Linked DNA regions of Mus musculus: region 2 is linked to region 1. Evidence: chromatin contacts called from ENCODE POLR2A ChIA-PET data. All regions are on one chromosome and are shown on one strand. Each heading gives the region's core, a stretch centred on a gene start or an enhancer-like site at or near the end of the contact. The rest is flanking DNA. Distances are from core to core; before and after follow the strand shown. Region 1 holds the start of 2810004N23Rik (RIKEN cDNA 2810004N23 gene). Region 2 holds the start of Egln1 (egl-9 family hypoxia-inducible factor 1).

Evidence for each region. ChIA-PET counts read pairs that join two places held with the same protein, here RNA polymerase II (POLR2A).
Region 2: POLR2A ChIA-PET joins it to region 1 with 13 read pairs in Patski. The contact joins the promoter of Egln1 here to the promoter of 2810004N23Rik in region 1. POLR2A ChIA-PET finds 5 or more read pairs at or near these places in 2 of 5 experiments (Patski and embryonic stem cell).

What each region holds. Positions count from the first base shown.
Region 1 is chr8:124,861,182-124,865,871 of GRCm38, forward strand. 2810004N23Rik (RIKEN cDNA 2810004N23 gene) reads right to left here and starts at 1,848. Exons shown (of 7, transcript NM_025615.2): 1 at 1,704-1,848; 2 at 1-90. The coding sequence starts at 1,791. Gnpat (glyceronephosphate O-acyltransferase) reads left to right here and starts at 1,852. Exons shown (of 16, transcript NM_010322.3): 1 at 1,852-2,131. The coding sequence starts at 2,057.
Region 2 is chr8:124,947,832-124,952,521 of GRCm38, forward strand. Egln1 (egl-9 family hypoxia-inducible factor 1) reads right to left here and starts at 1,423. Exons shown (of 5, transcript NM_053207.2): 1 at 402-1,423. The coding sequence starts at 1,223. Gm46060 (a long non-coding RNA gene) reads right to left here and starts at 394. Exons shown (of 2, transcript XR_001778719.2): 1 at 1-394.

The sequences.
Region 1 (4,690 bases), core at 598-3,097:
CTACTGCCACATCTTCTATAGTCTCTGAGTCTCTCTTCTTTGCTTTCTTCTTTCGGATCCTTTTCTGCTCTGTTTCACCTTCCGTCTCTCCTGTTCATTTCAACATTAAAAAAAAAATTAAAAATCATCTTAGTTTTAATTAATGCCAATACTGAAGGAATGCCACTTTGCATGGGGCCCAGACACAGGCATCCACTCATGTACACAAAGAAACGAAGTGCTTAGGGCCAGGTCTCATGACTTCATGATCTCCAGGACCCACACGGTGGAAGGAGAGAACTCACTCCTGTGGGAGGTGTTTTCTCACTGCATATGGCGGGGTTGACACACACCCGCACATACATAAATAAATAAAGTAACCGGAAACCACAAACACAGGCAACACTTTCAGAAATCAAAATCCTGCCTTCCTTCCCAGATAGCTGCATACACCTCTGACCCTTAGTAATACAATTACGCTAGTCCTCACACCCGGTGCCATCAACGTCATAGTTCCCAGGACCATGTTAAAAGCATTTGCCTCTATACTAGCATGTCTTTTTACCACACTGCAGGGTTACAGGTACATGTCCGGGTTCTTCTTGTTTTCCTTCGGTTTTGGATTTAAAGGGAATCCAGCTAAACTTTAATTGCTTTAATTTGAATACCTTTACTTTCTACTCTATTTCTCATCTTCAGTTTGTTTCTTCTGCTCAGACTCTCAACAGTGATCTGAAATTTCAATCAGGCGTCTAAGCCTCAGTACTGACCTACAGTATGGGCCCAGGAGCTTTCTGAATACTAGCTGTGTACTTGTGGCCAATGTAACTCTGCCAGTATAGATATAAAAATGAATAGGTAAAGTCCAGGTAGCTGGGAAGTAACTACCGTAATGAATTCCTGCATGTGTGAATATCAACTGTATCTAGGATTTTAAAAATTAGTCTTAAAACTTGTGAAAGTCAGCCAGGTGGTGGTGGTGGCGGCGGCGCACGACTTTAATCCCAGCACTTGGGAGACAGAGGCAGGCGGATTTCTGAGTTCGAGGCCAGCCTGGTCTACAGAGTGAGTTCCAGGACAGCCAGGGCTACACAGAGAAACCCTGTCTTGAAAAACCAAAAAGAAAAAAAAAAAAAAAACCCAAACAAACAAACTTGTGAAAGTCGGAGGCCAAGTGTTGTCGGTGGACACAAAGAACCTAACACAGCGCAGAATGTGACATCAGGCCCTAGACCTTGAGACTCGAGCTCTTAAGGAGGACCTTTATGAAGATGTGTGTACATATATGGGTTGCTCTGACAGTTAATGAGGGAAACACACAAAAATGCATGTACATGTACACCTGGTACGTTCTTCCAAGTTCTCAGCTTGCTTTTGCTTTTTAATCGTGTAAGTGAGCTTGGAATTTTGAGCAACCGCTCCAAAATAAAAACAATACAGCGTTTGTTACGTGTCTGGTTCTAAAAGTCAGGCAATCAACGTGAGCTCTTCTGCCTGCCAGTGCCTGTCCTTCTGCGAGTGGCCTGCCTTTAGTAACCATCTCTGATTTTATTTTCCTGCACAGTGAGAAGGAGAGCAAAAGGTCGGCCAACAAGTGGGGGAGAAGGTCCCGGAGAGGGTAGCGCTTGCGGACATGGCTCCAGGAGACCACGTGGGCCGTGGTCCCGCCGCCTCGGGATGCGTTTCACTGTCTTTGGCCGCCTCCTCCCAGGAGCTACGCTCACCCAGGTCGTAGAGGGTCCGCAGAACGGCGTCCAGGAGTGCCTCCGAACCAGGAGGCTCAACGGAGTCCGAATCGTGCTCCGCCGCCATGGGAATCAGCACGGAGACCCCCCCAGATCCCGCCCAGTGCCCACCACTTCCGCTTCCGGCGCGGCTTCTGCGCGTGCGTCACGGTCCCTGCGCGGCCTCGGGCCTGGTTAAGATGGCGGTGCCCGGGGTCCCGTGCAGTGGCCGTACGGAGTGCCACTGTCCTGGGCAGACGGGAGCCGCCCCGTGCGAAAGAACCGCCCCCAGCGGCTGCACTACAGCCGTGTAGCAGACCAGCCCAGGCCCCGCCAGGGACGGCAGCCGCGCCATGGACGTTCCTAGCTCCTCCAGCTCCCGATTCTCGGTCGGCTCGGCCAGCCCTAGCAGTGTGCTCCTCTATGCGGTAGGCGCCTGGGAGGACCAAGGCCCAGGGCAACGTCGCGGGAAGGACAGTCCCTCCCCGATCCCTATGTCCCCAGCCCACGACCCTTGCTTGTCTTAAAGAGCGGGTCCTAACCCAGTTGGGTACGTGGCTTGGTATCCACGGCAACCATGTGTCTGCGCCTCGGTTAACGCGTCTGCTTTTACAAGTTTGTATCGATGGCGGTCCCTCTGTCCCTTCTCCCCGTCAGGCCGGGAGCCCCCGCACACAACATGAGGGGAGCATTAGAGTTCTGCCTGTTGAGTAGTAATCTTAGTCCTGACCTAGCCCGAGAAGACTTTTGGGTCTCCACCTCCCGCCTTCTCCCCAGCCCTCTACCTTAAGTATTCCTGAGAGAGAAAAATATTCGGCTACAATATGCGCGTAGAGTTTTTTTTTTTAACTCTTACTTGGAACCTCAGGAAATTACTGTCTTCTATTCGTTATGTTTGCACAAGTTTCTGAGTAGGATACCCATTGCCACTGTTTTCTGTCCAACTTACCTTCTACACTACCCCCTTCCGCCCCCCACTTCCTTCCTCTTCTAGTTTTAACTGGTGGTTTGCCCCGTTTGGTTTCCAACAGAGTGTTGGTCACTTACAATATTCACGAGCAATTATCAAGGTGGAGACTTCGTGTGCTTTCACTCCGTGGGTTTGCACAATTACGGGTGGGGTGGGGTGAGAATTTGCTTATTTTTATGTGTATGAGTGTACCTGCATGTGTGTATGTGCACCACGAGGTGTCTGGTGCATCAGAGGCCAGCTCTGGGAATTGAGTTACAGATTGTGAGCTGCCCCAATGTGGTTGCTGAAGGAATGACCCTTAACCCTTGTGCCATCTCTCCATCCTCGGGGGAGAGTTAAAAAAAATCTTAATTAATTATTTTTGAAACAAGATTTTCTTGGTTTGTTCTCTGGCTTTGGCACTAGCTGTGAAGCCCCAGGCTTTCTGGATCTTGCATTCCTCATGCCCTCACCTCCAGAGAGCTAGGATTATAGTCTACACCACCACTCTTGACAAAAGTGCCTTTCAAAGGGTATTTCCATGCTATGCCAGTAGTTAACACCATTTTCTTTTCTTTCCTTTCCTTTCCTTTCCTTTCCTTTCCTTTTCTTTCTTTCTTTTTTTTTTTTTTCTTTTTGGTTTTTTGAGACAGGGTTTCTCTGTGTAGCCCTGGCTGTCCTGGAACTCACTCTGTAGACCAGGCTGGCCTCGAACTCGGAAATCGCCTGCCCCTGCCTCTGCCTCTGCCTCCAAAGTACTGGGATTAAAGGCATACACTACCACTGCCCAGCTTTTGGTTTGGTTTGGTTAGCACAACTACTTTTGGAATGTGGGCAAACTTCTTAAGTTCCATAAAAAAATTTAGATTTATGATTAATCTGAACTGTAGCCTTAAAGCCTATGGCTGGAACCTCTGTCATTGACTTCACCATCTTTAGCCTGTTATTCTAAAGCAGGCACATTGGAAAAGAAGAGTGTTCTGATAGCTCTAACTCCAGCTTCTTGGCCTTTAAGTGGGTTTGTGCGTTGATTGGAACTTTCCTTGTACGTGTTTATGAAAGGAGTTGGTTTTTTTTTTTTTTTATGATGAAATTGTTATCAGCTTTCTGTGAATAAGTAAGGTGACTGGTCATGAACATTTCCACTTTGGAGGCTGGACAGCAGCTTTCTTTTTTTTTTTTTTCCCCTGAGACAGAGTTTACTTTGTGTAGCTGAGGGTGCCTGGAATGTGCTCTGTACACCAGTTTGGCCTCAGACTCTGCTAAGAGATCTGCCTGCCTCTGAGGGCTGGGATTAAAGGTGTGTGCCACCATGTGGTGGTACACTCTTGTCTCAGCAGCCCATAACAGTGGGCCTGGCTAATGTTTGTGACTGCACAGCTGGTGACCATGGTAGGCAACTTCAGGCTGCCTAACTTCCTCCACCACACTCTTTCTGTCTGTGCAATACTCTCTGTCTAATCTGTAGTACTTCAGTGACGTTAAGGTATTGCTAATGTTGCAAACATTAGGAGTACCTGCAGGCTCCCAGGTTTTAGTCTCAGTTCCAAAGACTGCTTTGCCTCTAAGCGCACAGGAAATAGTAAATGTCAACACATAGTTGAGTCAAGTGGGGTAAGTCAGGGCAGTGATTAAAGCATGCACTAAATGTTGTTGGCGTCGAGGGACGAGACATCTGGTTGGTTTGGGCACTGGAGAAGGCTCCTACAAGATGACACCAAATCTGAGTTTTTGGGAGGTGAGGACTGCTGCAGTGTTAGGTAAGAAAATCACACCTTGTGTGCCGGGAAACTGATTAGAGAATGATGAAGAAGGCAGGAGACAAAATTAAGAACATAAGCAAAAGGTATTGTCTAAAAGAATTTCATGCTGGTGGTGTCGCACGCCAGTAGGCAGAAGGCTGAAGGAGGCAGAGGCAGGAGGATCATGAGTTTGAGGCCAGCCTGGGCTACACATTTTGGGGACAAGAGAGATGACTCAGCGGTTAAGACCATTGACTGCTCTTCCAGAGGACCTGAGTTCAGTTCCCAGCAAC
Region 2 (4,690 bases), core at 173-2,672, 86 kb after region 1:
ACACGGGGGAGGGGAGCAGGCCGCCAAGCTTTTCCTGAATACAGGGAGTTTTCCGACCACAGGCTTTTAAATGAACCTTTCTGGGGGCAGCTGACAGAGTCCTAGCTAAACACAGTGTCTGGCTCTCAATCAGAGCCGGGTGCGCGCTAAAAACCGCGGGGCTTTTAACTAGCTCAGGCACACAGGCAAGATAAGATGCATCACCCAGACCCGGTGTAGCTGGTACCCCAACGACCCCCACGAGTGACCAGGGCTCCGGCAGGCTCTGCACTGTGCACTGTGGCAGACAGTACAAGGACAAAAGGAGCCACGCTAAGACAGAGCGCCGGGCCCCGGGTCTGCGGGGGCGGGGGGTGGTCCTCACAGACCCTCCTCCGGTCGCAAGAGCCCCAGCCACTTACTTTCGTTCGGCCGTTTATCCTGTAGTTGCCCAGCTTCCCGCTGCAGTGGCGGATCAGGTCGTCCATGCTGCTCATGAGCAGGCCGATGGTTTCGCAGCCGGGCTCTTTGCCCTCGATCCAGGTGATCTGGTCCCCCCGGATGTCCTTGGAAGAGTCACTCTTCTGGCTGACCAGCTGCCCGTCCGTGAACTTGCCGGTGTCGTGCAGGGCGCGCACCTCATCGCCGATCTGCTGCCCGGTCTCCCTGCCCAGGAAGTCGTCCACCACGCAGATGCCGTGCTTGTTCATGCACGGCACGATGTACTCCAGAGCCAGCTTCAACGCGGGCAACGGCTTGGTCTGCCCGTTGGGCCGCAGCCCTCCACCGGGACTCAGCGCCTCCCCGGGGCCGCCACCCGCTGGGCACAGGCTGGCGCGCTCGGGGCCCGGAGACCGGCTAAGCGGAGGATCCTCGGAGCCGGGCTCTGCTGGGCCGGGGCCGCTCCGGGCCTGCGCCGCGTCCTCCGGGCCCGGTACGCGCGAGGCCGCCGCGCTGTCCCCGCGCCGGGCCGCCCCGCCGGCGCGCGCGGCTCCGGGGGCCCCACCGGGCGGGGGCGCGACGCGGGGCTGCGCCGGCGCGGGCTGCGCGCGGGGGGCCTCGCCGCCCTGGCACACCAGCTTGTGCTTCTTCCAGTCCTGGCGCTGGTGCTCTTTGCAGCAGTAGAAGGAGCTGCGGCAGCGGCCGCAGCGCAGCAGGTTCTCCATCTTCCCGCACAGCTCGCAGTACTGCCGGTCGCGCTCGCTGGCGCTCAGCACGCCGGGCCCGCCGCTGTCACTGGCCATGGCCGCGGCAGGGCGGGCCGCGGGCCGGGAGCGGGGCGGCGGCGGGGCCGTCGGGGCGCCCGCCCGGGGCCGCCGCCCGCTGCGGGAGGCCGCGCGCGCCCTGGCCTCGCCTGCCTTGCCCGGGGCCGCCTAGCGCCGCATCGCGCCGGAGAGAGCGCGGCCTGCGCGGCGCACAGCGCCCTGGGCGGGCGGGCCCAGCCGGCTGCGTCGGGGCGGGCGGGCAGGGCGCGGGCCTGCGGGCGCCACTCGCTCCGCGCGCGCTGCACGTACACCACGGCCCCGGCGACCCGGCGCGCGGGCGGAGAGGGCGGGGGCCGCGCGCACGCGGCGGGCCGGGCCTAGCGGGCGGGCGCGCCGCTTCCTCCGCCCTCCCCTCCTCCTCGCGGCTCCGCCCGGGGCGCGCGTCGCCGGCCTGCGCGCGCGCAGCTCCACCTGCCTGTCCGGGCCCGCCGGCAGCGCTCCGGGGCTGCCTCGGCCACCTCGGTCCCGCGGAGGAGGAAACGGAAGCTCAGACGGCCGCTGGGCCGCTCCAAGCTCCGGGACGGCCGCTGCGCGCTCCCGGTCTGCTGCTCCCCGGAGGCCGCGGAGGGCACAACAAAGGCCCCCCGGGCAGCCTGCTCCGGGACCGGCTCCTGCAGTCGCCGGGCCTGGTTCTGGCTTTGCTTTGTTTTTGCTTTTCTGCGGTCCTTAAACTCTTGAGATTTCTCCCGGTTCCGGTTCGAGACCTCTGGGTTAAGTAAGGTAATCAGGGCTCGGTTCCAGATCCGCATTCAGGCCTGAAGCTCTCAAGAGCATAGTCCGTGAACGAAGCTGCACAGGGAGTTAAAGTCTCACATTAGAATCTGCCAATAGTGTCTGCAGAATTATGAGGATTATTACGGGCTTTCTTTGTTGTCTTGAGACGCAGCCCGGTAGTCCTCGGAAGTAGATTCTCCTACCTCTTCTGGTCAGTGGTAAGGTGATTAGCGTGAGCCCTCTTTGCCAACTCAGTTATCTGCATTTTGTTTGATTTCAGTGTTGTAAATTGAGACGAACACACTAGTTGCTGTTTCTTTGTTTTTATGAAACCTTCAAACCTCATAGAGCTTGGCACGGTGGTAAACGGCTTTAATGCTGGCACTCAGAGGCAGGAAGATCATTGTGAGATTGGGGCCAGCCTGGGCTACAAAGTGAGTTCCAGGATCAAACGCACTTGCACACACAGCTCAGAGAAACAAACCAGAGACTGTCGGTTCCACGTGTGATTTGTAGTAAGTAACTAGTGGGGCCGGGGCAAGGAGAATGACGGGTATATTTGGAGCTGCAGAGAGGGAAGCAAGAGCTGTACAGGTTGAGGACCAACCTGCTCTATGTGGTGGGTTCTGGGACAGCCAGGGCTACGGAGTTCGACATGGTCATACAGCCTCCAAAACAGAAGGACCTCCCTAGGTGCAAACATTTGTCATAATGTACACACACGGTCGTATACTTGAGTGTAGCCATTGGGACAGACAGCCGAGAATTTAAAATTGCTGTTTGGATGCCAGGGGGAACACAGAAACGGGAATTGTTAGCTCTGCCATTTGAATGAAGTTGCAAGCAAACAACTCCGAAATGTAAGAGCGACAACATTTACACGCATACACTTTGAGAATAATCTTGAAGCTGAACATGGTGGTAGCACACGTCTGTAGTGCCAGCTCTTGGGAGATGGAGACTGAGTTCATCTTTGCTTACACAGAGGCCACCCCTGACTACATGAGCTCCTTCCCAGTGCAAAAATACAAAGCCATTTTGATCTGGGGGTGTAGTTCAGGGGTACAGTGCTTGCTTGCTGTATGCAAAGCCCTCAGTTCATTTCCCGGGACCAAAGAAAATATTTTTCTGAAATGCATACATTGAATGCAGGAAGCAGGCTGGGCCTGTGGCTCATTTAGCTCTTTGCTGGAAGCCTAGAGTCCTAACCTTGATCCCCAGGAACCTCCCCCCACAACCTCCCCCCCCACACAAGTAAGTAGATATAAGTAGAATCAGATAGTTCTTCGGCCTCTTTTTTGCTAGAGTACATACACTTTTTTTTTTTTTAACTGTTTGTAAAAGGAACTTGTCTTGGCAGGAAGCAACAAGCAGGGAATTTGTTACAATTCTTTTACATTTACTTGCTTGTACTTATTAAAATTGCCCACATAGTCAAAGGACTCTAATTTTTTTTATTACAGCTTATTGGTTTAGGGTGTATGTGTACATAATGTGGGCATGTACAATCCACAGTGCGTCTGGAGGTCAGAGGACAACAGAGGAAGCTCTCTCCTTTGCTCTCTCCTTCAATCTCGGCTCAGGCTCAAGGTGTCGGTCCCAGGACCTCTCCCTGCCAAGCCGCTGACCCCAACAGTTTCTCTCTCAGGAGGTTAACGTTCAGTTTAGCTCTCTACATGGTTTGTGTGTGTGTGTGTGTTTAACTGTATTTTTTACTGAATTCTACTTAAAGACATCAGACTTAAGATTTTAGTGAACAGAATCAGTCATGGCTCTCATGCGGTCGCACACTGACAACGCTGAAACAGTTCCGAGTTTCAAGTTCCAGGCCAGCCTATCTCAGAAGACAAGTAACCCAGAAATGCCTGGTTACTTTTCTTGTTGCAATTAAGCATATAGAATCACAAACATACAGTTAATAGAAAGTCAAATACAGAAGGCAGGAAAGATGGATCAGTGGTTAAGAGCACTGGTTGTTCTTCCAAAGGACCTAGGTTCAAATCCCAGCACCCATGTGGCAGCTCACAACTATAACTCTAGTTCCAGGGCATCTGAAATTTTCTCACCAATGCATACAAATTATATATATATACAATATATATAAAATACATACACATTTACACACATATATTACACATATATATTTACATATATATAAATAAAATTATATATATATATATACATATATGTGTATATATATTCAAATATAAAGTACTCCTTTCAAATGTTTCCAAAAGTCCACAATTATGGACTTTGTGATTATTGTAGTTTGATAACTTAGGCAGTAATTCTCATCTGGGAGGTCTTGGTTAGCGTGCCACTGACTAAGTTGCTTGGATAAGAATCTGGTCTACCATCACCATGGTAGCTGTCAACATAAAACTGTCTTAATGGTCAGTCTATGAAGTAGGAAGTGGTAGAGGCTCCATTGAACAGAAGGTGAGTGGTATGCTGTGGGAGTTGCTGCTTTTCAGGCAGTGCCTGCCTCCAGCCCGTCAAAAACAACATGGTGAAAACAGACTGAAGATTTCAAGGAAGTGCCACTTTGTCTGCTCCTACATGACAACCTGGACCACAGCTGATTGCTACCTGAGTGGCCACCATTCTTGGCGGGAGCTCCCCTAAGTTAGGAAGCAATGATCTCAGAAGTGTCAAAGGCAGACACCAGGCAGAGAGTGAGGTTCCAGGGGCAATGGTGTGATGGTGGCATGTTCCTGAGGCAGGAGGATTGA